Regions from separate parts of the Homo sapiens genome. Here region 2 is linked to region 1. The links are chromatin contacts, found by Hi-C in ENCODE. All regions are on one chromosome and are shown on one strand. The core of a region is the stretch at or near the end of the contact, and the rest is flanking DNA. Distances in the headings are between cores, read along the strand shown. Region 1 holds the start of TAMM41 (TAM41 mitochondrial translocator assembly and maintenance homolog). Region 2 holds the start of CHCHD4 (coiled-coil-helix-coiled-coil-helix domain containing 4).

Evidence for each region. A loop is a pair of places that touch in the nucleus more often than their neighbours do. Pooled maps may share reads with other maps.
Region 2: a map of CD8-positive, alpha-beta T cell shows a loop between it and region 1 (7-fold over the local background). The contact joins the promoter of CHCHD4 here to the promoter of TAMM41 in region 1. A Hi-C loop is called at or near these places in 1 of 168 maps with a recorded cell type or tissue (CD8-positive, alpha-beta T cell), 2 of 37 single-sample maps with no recorded cell type and 6 of 50 pooled maps.

What each region holds. Positions count from the first base shown.
Region 1 is chr3:11,845,460-11,852,294 of GRCh38, reverse strand. TAMM41 (TAM41 mitochondrial translocator assembly and maintenance homolog) reads left to right here and starts at 5,410. Exons shown (of 8, transcript NM_001284401.2): 1 at 5,410-5,793. The coding sequence starts at 5,659.
Region 2 is chr3:14,122,120-14,126,119 of GRCh38, reverse strand. It overlaps CHCHD4 (coiled-coil-helix-coiled-coil-helix domain containing 4), which reads left to right and starts at 1,250. Exons shown (of 3, transcript NM_001098502.2): 1 at 1,250-1,465. The coding sequence starts at 1,444. TMEM43 (transmembrane protein 43) reads right to left here and starts at 1,068. Exons shown (of 12, transcript NM_024334.3): 1 at 915-1,068. The coding sequence starts at 926. RefSeq lists enhancers at 434-723, 156-890, 824-1,023, 891-1,625, 2,394-2,493 and 2 more and silencers at 1,214-1,773, 1,784-1,833.

The DNA of each region.
Region 1 (6,835 bases), core at 4,161-6,660:
CCAAATGTCATCCCTCTAAGAAGCTTTCCCAGAAACCCTGAAGAAAAAGTAACCCCTGCTGTCTTACCATTGCGGTGGTATAGATCTGGTTTATACTCTCCATAGTGTATTTTTTTTTGCATGCATGTGAATTTTTTGCCACCAGACTATAACATTTGCAAATGCAGAAATTTTGTTTCAGGCACTGTACTAGGCACTAAAGGACAGAAAGATTAATAAGATATGGTTCCTGACCTCAAAGGGCCCCTAAGCCTTTTATAATTGTACTTGATGGACATATCTGATATTTAAGACAAGAGCTAGAGAGCTAAAAGCAAAGGGTTAGGAAGGCACAGAGAACAGAACACTTTGATAGCTGAGCTGGGACTAAAGGATGAGGAAGGTTTCAATGGGAGAATGAATCAATGAATGAATGGGTCCCTTGGTGAAATGAACACCCCGTGTTATTTTTCTCGTGCAAGAGGAAAGGGATTGGACTTGGAGGCTGTATTAGCAGCTGCCATTAGCCCTGTGACTTCAGGCACATCAATTCTTTTTTCTAAGCTTCAGTTTATCCATCTGTAAAACTGAAATAGTAGCTACTAATTTCCCAGGATTTGTTTTAAGAGCTAAATAAAATCATGTCTGCAAAGTGCTTTGTGTAAAATGCTAAACGCCATAAAGATGTAGGTATAATTATGCTTCTTAATTCCTTTTGTACATTGTCTCTTAAGAATTCAGGAGGATGTCCTCCGTTTATTGAAAGCTTACTCCAGGCACTATTCTATGTACTTTCTAGATACTGTTTCATTTGCTGTCACAACAACCCTGTGAGTGAGGTGTCATTACTCTCCCCAGGCTGCAGATGAGGAAAGGAAAGCACAGAGAGGCTAAGTCTTCTTGTCCAAGGTCACACAGCTATTAAATCCTGGGGCCTGGATTCCAACCCAGGTGGTACCTTCAAGCCCCTGATCAGACACTAAAGATGTATTAAGATGCTCTCAGTTGGCTGGGCATAGTGGCTCACGCCTGTAATTCCAGCACTTTGGGAGGCCTAGGTGGGTGGATTGTTCGAGCTCAAGGGTTCAAGACCAGCCTGGACAACATGGTGAAACCCCATTCTCTACAAAAATACAAAAATTAGCCTGGTGTGGTAGTACATGCCTGTAATCCCAGCTACTCAGGAGGCTGAGGTGGGAGGATCACTCGAGCCTGGGAGGCAGAGGTTACAGTGAGCCGAGATCGTGCCACTGCACTCCAGCCTGGGTGACAGAGTGAAACCCTGTCTCAAAAAAAAAAAAAAAAAAAAAAGAAAAGAAAAGAAAAAAAGAAAAGAAAAGAAAGAAAAGAAAAGAAAAAACGAAAAAATGCTCCCAGTCTGTCCCAGTTCTAACCATCAATCAGCCGAGAATGGACAAATGGGACAGGGTGACCCACCTCTGACAAGATGGAGATCAAGACCCCTCTCCTTCCCCTCCATCAGCAGACCAATTGAACATGTGGCTAATTGTAAGAACCACTGAGCCTGGATTTTTATTCTTCCCCAAACATTTTTCTCTCCTGTACTTAAACACTGATTAGAAAAAAAAAAAAAAAGCATTAAAGCCATAGATGTTTTTTTACAGGGCTTTAAAAAAAATGGATTACATGGATTCGATGAACCTTCTCCTAGTGAAAGCCTGACAAGGTCATTATTAAGGAATACAAAGACAACTGCTAGATAAATCAGAAGAATGAGGCCCAATATTCACTCGAGTCACCAGGCATTTATCTATATTTGTAAGTGGCTCTCTAACATGTTTATTTCATTGGTATAAGCTTTCCAACAGAACCCTAAAGCGATTATATAGAACACTGGGTCTTCCTAATAGCCTCTAATTTCACAAGCCATGGTAATTTAAAAGAGAGTGGGTGGATGAAGGGCCAGGAGCAGGGAGATTTCTGCTGAAGAATACAAATGTGTTCGTGGCTACGTTGCTTCTGCCTCTTTCTGGGGAAAGGCAAAATGCACACAGGAATGTGATGGAACCTTCCAGCTGGTGGTTTTGCATTGCAGGAAGAAAAGTGTTTGTGAACATGAAAATTGCTGATAATTGGGTGTGAACGCCTGTAAGGGAGACAAATGGAGAAACATTGCAGCATCTTTATTTCTATCAAGGGCTGAACTCTGCTGGTGGGTGTGTGAATTGGCACCATCTTTTGGAGGGGAATTTAGCAGCGTGCTGACACTCTGACCCAGCAATTCCCCTTCTAGGAATCTGTCTTATAGCAATACTTGTTCATGCACATAAAATGTACAAGGATGCTCATGATAGCATTGTTTGCAGGTGTGAAAACTAGAAATAACCTACATCCATCAACAATAAAATGTTTAAACAGGCCAGGATGCCTGTAACCCCAGCACTTTGGGAGGCCGAGGCGGGTGGATCACTTGAGGTCAGGAGTTCGAGACCAGCCTGGCCAACATAGTGAAACCCCTGTCTCTACGAAAAATACAAAACTTAGCCAGATGTGGTGGCGGGCACCTGTAATCCCAGCTACTCAGGAGGCTGAGGCAGGAGAATCACTTCAACCCGGATGGTGGAGGTTGCAGGGAGCCTAGATTGTGCCACTGCACTCCAGCCTGGGTGACAGAGCAAGACTCGCTCTCAAAAAAAAAAAAAAAAAAAGAAAGAAACAAAAGAAAAGAAGAAAGAAAGAAAGAGAAAGAAAATGTTTAAACACTTTCTTTTAAACAAAAAATTTTAAACAAAATTATGGCATATCCATATCTTAGAATAATTTGCTACTAATACATGGAATGAGGGAAATCTATATATTCTGACACAGAACATTGTCCCTGATACGCTAAGTGCAAAAAAAGCAAATTGCAAAATAGTATCTATCCTAGGAATCCACTTAAAATTGTTTTTAATGTTAATATATTCATAGAAAAATATTGGAAGGAATATGTGCCAAAGATTACCGTGGCTATTTCTGGGGCATGATGTATGTATTTCATAATGTTTACATTTTTATGAACATGGATTACTTTTGCAAACAGGAAAAATCCAATGACGTTGAATTATTTCCCCAAGGGAAGGAAGGAAATAAAAAAGGAACCGGCTGGTAATGAGATTTATTCACTGTCTTTGGGTGAGAGGCTTCAGTGTAATTCCACGGTGAGTGCACTCTGATTCCGGCACCCTGGGCAAGGGCGATATGTAGTAAAAATGAACGGAAGTGACCATGCCCACACCAGGGGCCGCAGACAAACGGCCTCTCTCCGCTCCCTTGCCCTGGTCTCCTGCTTGTTGCTGCGGCTACTGCTGCTGCTCCTGACTCTTGGCTGATGCCTGAGTGCCTGCTTTCTTCCCATTTCCTTCTCTCACCCTGCAAGCCGCTGTAGAGGACACTTAAACATGGTGGTAAAGACCTTGGCCTTTAGAGGTAGGTAGCCCTAGGTTCAAACCCCGACTTCACCACTTTCCTGTGTGACTTTGGAACATTTACTGCTCCTCTTAGGACCTCTGTTTCCTCGTATGAAAAATATCATCATCTTAGAGAACCTGCCTCATAGGATCTCTGGAGTGATGAAAAGAAACAAGTATAAAAAGCCTGGGTGCAGTGGCTCACGCCTGTAATTCCAGCACTTTGGGAGGCTGAGGTGGGCAAATCACTAGAGGTCAGGATTTCGAGACCAGCCTGGCCAACACAGTGAAACCCCATCTCTACTAAAAATACAACAATTAGCCAGGCATGCTTGCTTGAACCCAGGAGGCAGAGGTCACAGTGAGCTGAGATCGTGCCACTGCACTCCAGCCTGGGCAACAGAGCAAGACTCGGTCTCAAAAAAAAAACAAAAACAGAAAAGCCCCAAAGAAGTCTAAAAAGTGCCTGGGCATACTAAGTGCTTAATAATGACACCTATTATTAGTATTATTGTCACCGAGTCCTTTCAATTCTTTCTTGGTTGAATTTTCCCATCTATCTTCTACCTGATAAACTCCTACCCAGCTTCCAGGCCTGGCTCAAAATGCCATCATTGTGAAACCTCTTCTGGTCCCTTTCCCCAACACCCAGAACTGACTGACGTTCCCATTGGAGGGACATTACATTCCGGCACTGTGCTGGGTACCTGGCTGCATTACCCAAATTCTACTCTGATTTGCAGTTCTGTCTCCTCTCCTCTACAGACCCCTAGCTCCTGCAGGGCAGCAGGCAGCTCAGATCTCTTCATCTCAGTGCAGGCCCAGAGTGTGAGTGCAAGTAATCATTTTTCCAATTGATTTAATCCCATCCCTGCTCCTAAGACCTTGGCCTAGCCGTTTCCAGTTCATGGGGGAACTATGATAACAACTGTCTAATCAGTCCCCCACAATTCAGGCTAACATGTGAATTACATAAGTCCTTGCTCAAAACCCTTCAAGGACAGAGCAGAATTTCCGAAAAAATCCCAGAGTTGGAGCCAGACCTGGGTTTAGCTCTAGTTTTGCCACAGGCTGATGTGATCCTATCACCTGGCTTTACCTCTCTAAGCCTTAGCTTGGCCATCAGTAAAACCAAGGCCCTCCTGCCACAGGGCACTAGAGGGTGCTCAGTGAGAAGTGCATGTGAAAATGTGTCAACATTACCTGAATGTTAGCTATTACTATTTCTATTATTTTTGAGAGGTAGTGTATTTTGGGGAGGAAGGAGAGGGTAGTTGAAAAAGTTTCTGTCCTGGAAGTCAAACCACCTCCTGAATGGTAATCTTCAGCAAGTTTCTCCAGTTATACAAAGAGGAGAGCTGTAAGATTTTTCTACTCCTAGGGTCCTGTTTCCTCCAGAAACTGCATTTGAAGCACCCTTTGTGAGACCATTCCACAAGGCAAGGGGGCAAAAACTGTGATCCACCCTTGAAATTAAATGCAAGTATCAGAGAACGTCTGTGCACTCCCATATCCACCCTTGTATTTGAAAAGGGCTTTAGCGTGAAGAAGTCTCCGTCAAATCTTGACGGTGGTATTCTCTACATGGCGGGATTGGGCATCATTTTAATTTTGTGTTTTTCCAAATCTTCGAAATCTGCAATTTTGGAACTAGAGCGATGATGGGGGCACAATATTGTGAAGGCACTACATGCTACTACACTGTCCATTTCAGAACGGCTAGTTCCATATTATGTGAGTGTCGCCTCACTTAAAAACCTTCAATACGCTCCCGATTTTATAGTCATTCTTTAAACCGTAGTTTGAAGAGAGAAGTACAGAGGCTATCAAGGCTCAGGGCCCGCGGAGTCGGGTGACGCTCGCCTCCGCCGATTTGTCCAAGTCGCAACCTAGCCGCCAGCCTGTAGGGCACTCCTCCGACCACGAGGGGACAATGCAAAGCCTCGCGTTCCCCACACTAAGGCGAGCACCGCCTCTTGCGTCTTGGAAGCGCCTGTGCGTGCGTGGGGCGTAGCAAGGGACGGAAGCTCTGCCTGTGCGACCGCCGCCCACCCGAGCCTATCTGGGCTGCGTCTTCTCGCCGCTGCTCTTCGTGGCCCAACGCCCCAATCCTTGCGTGTGCTTGCAGTCCCACCCCACACTCAGCCTTGTGTCCCTCGATCCAGTCTCCGACTTCCATTTCCCACCCTAAACCGCCTACCCGGTGTCTGTTCCCCGCCCGGTTGTCCTCGCCCTGCTGCGCTGAGTGTCCCCTGTTAGCCTCGACCCCATGGCGCTGCAGACGCTGCAGAGCTCGTGGGTGACCTTCCGCAAGATCCTGTCTCACTTCCCCGAGGAGCTGAGTCTGGCTTTCGTCTACGGCTCCGGGGTGTACCGCCAGGCAGGGCCGAGTTCAGACCAGAAGGTGAGCCCGGGCAGCCCCACGACGGGGAACTGTCTGTTCTCACGAGTCCCGTTTTGCCCTCGATTCCTTCAGAGTCGGAGAGCTGCCTGTCCGCTCTGCACACTCCACGTGTCCACTAGCAGAGTGAACCATAGGCCTGCCTTCCTAGTATAACGACAGCGCGAGTTGAAGCGACGGTGTTGAAGGATACTTAGGAATCCACGTGGGTCTAGAGCAGGAGAAGCAGTTAGGCAGAAGGAAAAACTGCTGCAGGGGCAAATGGAAGAAAGGAAAAGAAATCGTTATCAGGTTCTTTCAGTGTTTTAGTCGGCTGGACATCGGAATTTTCTGGGGAGCTTTTAAGAAAATCCTAATGCTCGGCTTCCGCCGATGGAGATTCTGATTTAATTGGTTTGGGATGAGGCCTGGGCTTCAGGAATTTAAGAAACGTCCCAGGTGATTCTAATGCGCAGCCAAGTTTGTTGAGAGTCACCTCTATAAATGTAGGAGAAAATGCAAAATGATCTTCTGACTTCAGGAAGTTGGCGGACTGGTTGTAGGGCCAGGGCAGGTGCAGTGAAAGTAACTAACATCAAAAGTTAGTGCGTGACCAGTGTATTTACCCTCGCTCAGCACTTTTAACAACGGTCTGTTTGAGACTAGGCATTGTTACTTTTCAGAGTTGGCTCAGCACAGCCTCAGTAAGGGTACAGTTTTCCTTGTAATTTGCAGAATTCAGTGTGCAGGTTTTAATGGGGCCCCCTGCGTCTGGATACCTGACTGTAGTCTGTCTTCTGATTAACATCCTGCCTGTTCACTTCCTGGTGAGGCCATCTATGCTGTTGCTTGGATTTCCTCTGTTTCCCACTTACACTACTATTTAATATTTTTCTTTAAATTGGCAGCATATGAGAAATTATAGGTTATTATAGGCTAGTTATTTTTCCCGAATTTACCTTAACATAATTACACATTTTTAAAAAACATGTTTATTCCATACCTGCCTCGCCACCAAATCTCAAGTGTCCCCAGTGGTCTGTAGAGTCACACTCTACAGAGCAGG
Region 2 (4,000 bases), core at 1-2,500, 2.3 Mb before region 1:
GAGAGGACGCTTGGGGACAGAGGCGGTGTCTGGAAATAGGGTGTGACAGGCAAGGGGAGAGCTGCTAGGACACTCTACCAAAGCAGGAGGGAGGGTGTGTCTGGGGCTGGCTGGGCTCCTAAGCGGGCCCTAGAAGCACTTTCACAGAGGAGGGGAGAGGTGAGTCACCAGCTTCTCCCACACCCAGCGCCCTGGTAGGAGGCGCTGCTTGTTGAATGAATGTTGGGCTTAAATAGTTTCCCGAGAAAGGCTAGTTGCAGGGAGAAGAGGCCTTGAGGGAACAGCCCTCAGCCAGGCCTCCTCCAACCAAATCCTTGCTAGGGGGAGGAGGGGCCCCGACAGTAGAGAAATGCTCCCTCTCCCCCAACTCCTTCGCTCCCAGCCCAGCCTAAGCTTTTTGGAGCATCACAGACTCGGTTTACAGAGACTCCCTAGGGCGGAGAGCTCTCTGCCCGCCTGGACAGCCCTGTCTGTCCATTGCTGGACAGCTCCACTTGGGCTGGATCGCCTTCCTCCCTCCCAAGGGACTGGCGCCCTCTCTGAGGTCGCGTCCAGCTCTCATAATGCGCAAGTTTCAGGGCCCCAAGGTACAGGAGGGAACTGGGAATGCAAGGAGGGGCCGCGGAGAGGCGTACAAGCAGATCCCAGTACGGGAGCAACACCTCCGAGTCCGCCTCCGCACGAACGCCGAGGACGAGGCGAGCCAAGGAACACGGACAAAAGAAGCCTGGACAGGCCGCGAGATGAGCAGAGGGATGAGCTGGCGAAGGCACAGACACGGCGAGCAGAGGGAGATGCGGGCCTAGCCGCACGGAGGAGCTCCAGGCGGCGAAATGGACCTAGAGGACCCCGGGGAAAAGCCCCAGGGCGACGGGGAAGCCTGGGTGTGGCCCGGCTGGCCCGGGGATACTCACATTCGCGGCCATGGTGGGACCCGGCTCGCTGCCGCCGCCTCGCGCTGTTCAGCTAGGAAGTGGGCTGACGACTGGAGCGTGGTGTCCAGCGGCCTCTTGCCAGCCCCAGCTTCGAAAATCCGCGTGGACTCCAGGGCCAAGCGGGACTTACTGCAGTTACCTCCCCCTGTGCCCAGTGTTTCTGCGCATGCGCGCGGCGAGACGTCCTGGAAACTATACGGTCCGGGACATTGCAGTACCTCATTGATGCGCCTGCGCACTGCAAAGCTTTCGGGGAAATGTAGTTTCTACTGCCTGGAGAGCTGTCGAGGAGCGCGCGACCTGCTGGGAAATGTAGTTTCCGGCTGAGGTTGGCCTGGCCGCGGTTGCGAGGGCGCCGAGGCAGGCGCGCGGCGGGCAGGCCTGGGAGGGGGCGGGTCCGCGCGGGCTTCGGAGGAGCCCGCCCTGCCAGAGGAGAGGGAGGTCACGGCGTAAAGGTGCAGCTGCCGCCACCGCCGCTTCTGCAAGGTCTCAGGGACGGGCTGCAGCCATGTCCTATTGCCGGCAGGAAGGTAGGGAGGGCGGGCTGCCACGGAGACCGGCCTACGAGGGCCTGCGGGAGACACGCGGGCCCCGGCGCCCCGCGACCACGCCGGGCGCGGGCCACCTGAGGCGCGGCCCAGGTGCCCACCCTGGGACACTCGGAGGCGGGCCGGCTGGGGGGTCGCTACTCCTGTTTTGCGGATGAGAAAACCGAAGCTCTGGGGGGAACGGGGCTGGTCCAAGGTCACAGTGAAGCCCGAACCCTGACCTCAGAGGGGCCTGTGCGTAGGAAGTCGTAAACTAGGTCCGGTTGGGGCACGGGAAGTGCCGAGCACGTTGCGTGTGGCTCGAAACTGGGAATGTATGGTGGTTAATTATCACTACCGCTCCTGCCATACCCCACGTGTTTACATTTTGCACGCGCCTTTAAAAGGCGCGTCCCGAAAAGTTGCCACTCGGGGTAGCGTGTGCTGTGCTGGAGTGCTAGGAGTTCCACTAACGGGAATGTTTTTGAGCCCCCTGCTACCTGTCAGGCACTGTTCAAGGAAACTTGCCTGGCTTGTCTCACAGATCTCGCTGCGACCTTTGTAAGTCAGGCTCTGTTGTTGGTCACATTTTACTGAAGAGTAAAGTTAGACACAGGAGACATGGCTAAAGCCACTCAGCCAGCAAATCGTGGAGCTGGGGTTTGAGCCTGGGCATTGTGACCCCAGAAGAGCCTTATCCAATCTAGTGCCCAGTGGATTGCAGGGAGAACCCTGCCTACCTCCCACCCCAAAGTTGAGCTCCGACCACCTACTGCTTCCTTGATGTTACTCTACCCAAGAGCTCAGAAGTACCCGAGCCACAGGTCGGAGGGCCTCCCCACACACTGCCACAAACTGGCTCCTTGGCCCTGAGCTCCCACCTAACCCCTCCAGGCCCTGGTATCCAGTGTTGTAAAATGAGATGTTGGGCTTCATTGATACGGCAAATACTCATGAAGCACCTTCTCTGCGCCAGAGAAGGGGGATGGATGGTTATAAAACTACAGAGAGAGTTGGAAGTCCCCCAGAAATTCTTTGGTGAATACTCCAGCTCCGTCAGTTAATTCAAGCAATCTGAAGCCCAGAGAAGGAGGTGGCCTACCTGTAGTTACACATCCAGTTAGGAGACTAGCTCAGCCTAAAATTCTGAGCCTTTTCCCTGGTGGCGCTGTCTGCTTCTAGAACCTCTCCTCCTCTGGGTCGTAAAGCCATAAGACTCACTCTTTAATGAGTACTATTATATTTCCGCTGATTACTACTTAATGTGTGCCATAAGCAAAAGTCCTCTGCCCTCACCACTCTTGTTTTTAATTTCGAGTCTTTCTCTAATTTACTTCATTTAGCAAATAATTTTTGAGCCTTTGGGTATAATGAGGCTGTGCTGATAAACAAGACCCTCCTCTTTGAGGATTTACAGGAGGCAGTTTTCTCTGGAAAGGGGAGGCTAGGTCCATCTGCCTCCAAAACATGGAGCCCTATCTTTTCCTGCTTCAAAGATCTCTCTTAGTTCGGAGAGGAGTGAGAATTGAAAGCACTCACTTATAGGCCTTCCTTAGTATTTATCTTGTGCATACCACTGTCCCCGTAAGAAGTCCCTAACTTCCCCCCCTCCGCCCCCCACTGATCCTTTATGCTTCCCATAGGATTTTTAAAAAATGATCCCAAACTGCTTACTGTATCAGAGCTTATGTGATCTGGCCCTGTCTGCCTTTCCAGCCTGGTCTCTTCCCACCCTTTTGCTGCCCAGCCTCTAGCCTCTTGGCTATTCCCTTGGTTTGGTATATCCTGCCTTCAGCTCTTCCGTGGCTGACTCCTCATCCTTTAACATTTAGCTCCAATATCACCTCCTGACCCTTTGTGTCTTTCACATCCTGAACTGTCTGAAATGACCTTTTTTATTTTTTGCCATCTTACTTCCTGCCTGTCTTCTCGCACTAAGCTGAGAGCATCAGATGGGCTGTGGAATCCCCAGCATCTAGCACAGGGCTTGGTGTACAATGGGTGCCCACATCTTTATTGAATCATGCATTTACCTGCCCTCTGTTCTGAGTGAATCACTTGCCTGTACAAGTTTATTTCAGGGGTCCACCTGCTACCCAGCCTTCAGGTTAAACTCGTTGGTTTGGCATTCAAGGGCTCTCAGCCTCGCACCTGGGCCTTGGGCTAGCCACACTTCTCCTGTGTCAGCACCATAGTGTTTCTTTCTTAGTTTCCTCTTTCTAATGCAGAGCCTGCCAACTCCTGTTCAGTCAACAATTATAGAGCACACGTGATGTGCCAGCCATTGGGCATATAGTGGTGAGCAAGGTGACACATTCTCTGCCCTCCTGGCATGGTGGAACAGATTGCCATTAAAACATCACCAGACAAATGCATGATTACAGACTGTCATAGGTGACATGAAGGAAAAGCCCAGCATGCTATGATCGTTTAGTGAAAGGCTCTATGGGGTCTGAGAAGGCTTCCTGAGGCTTCAGACATCCTTTTAAATGCCACTTTCTTAAGAAAACCTTTTGCAATCCTAAACACGTGTGAGCG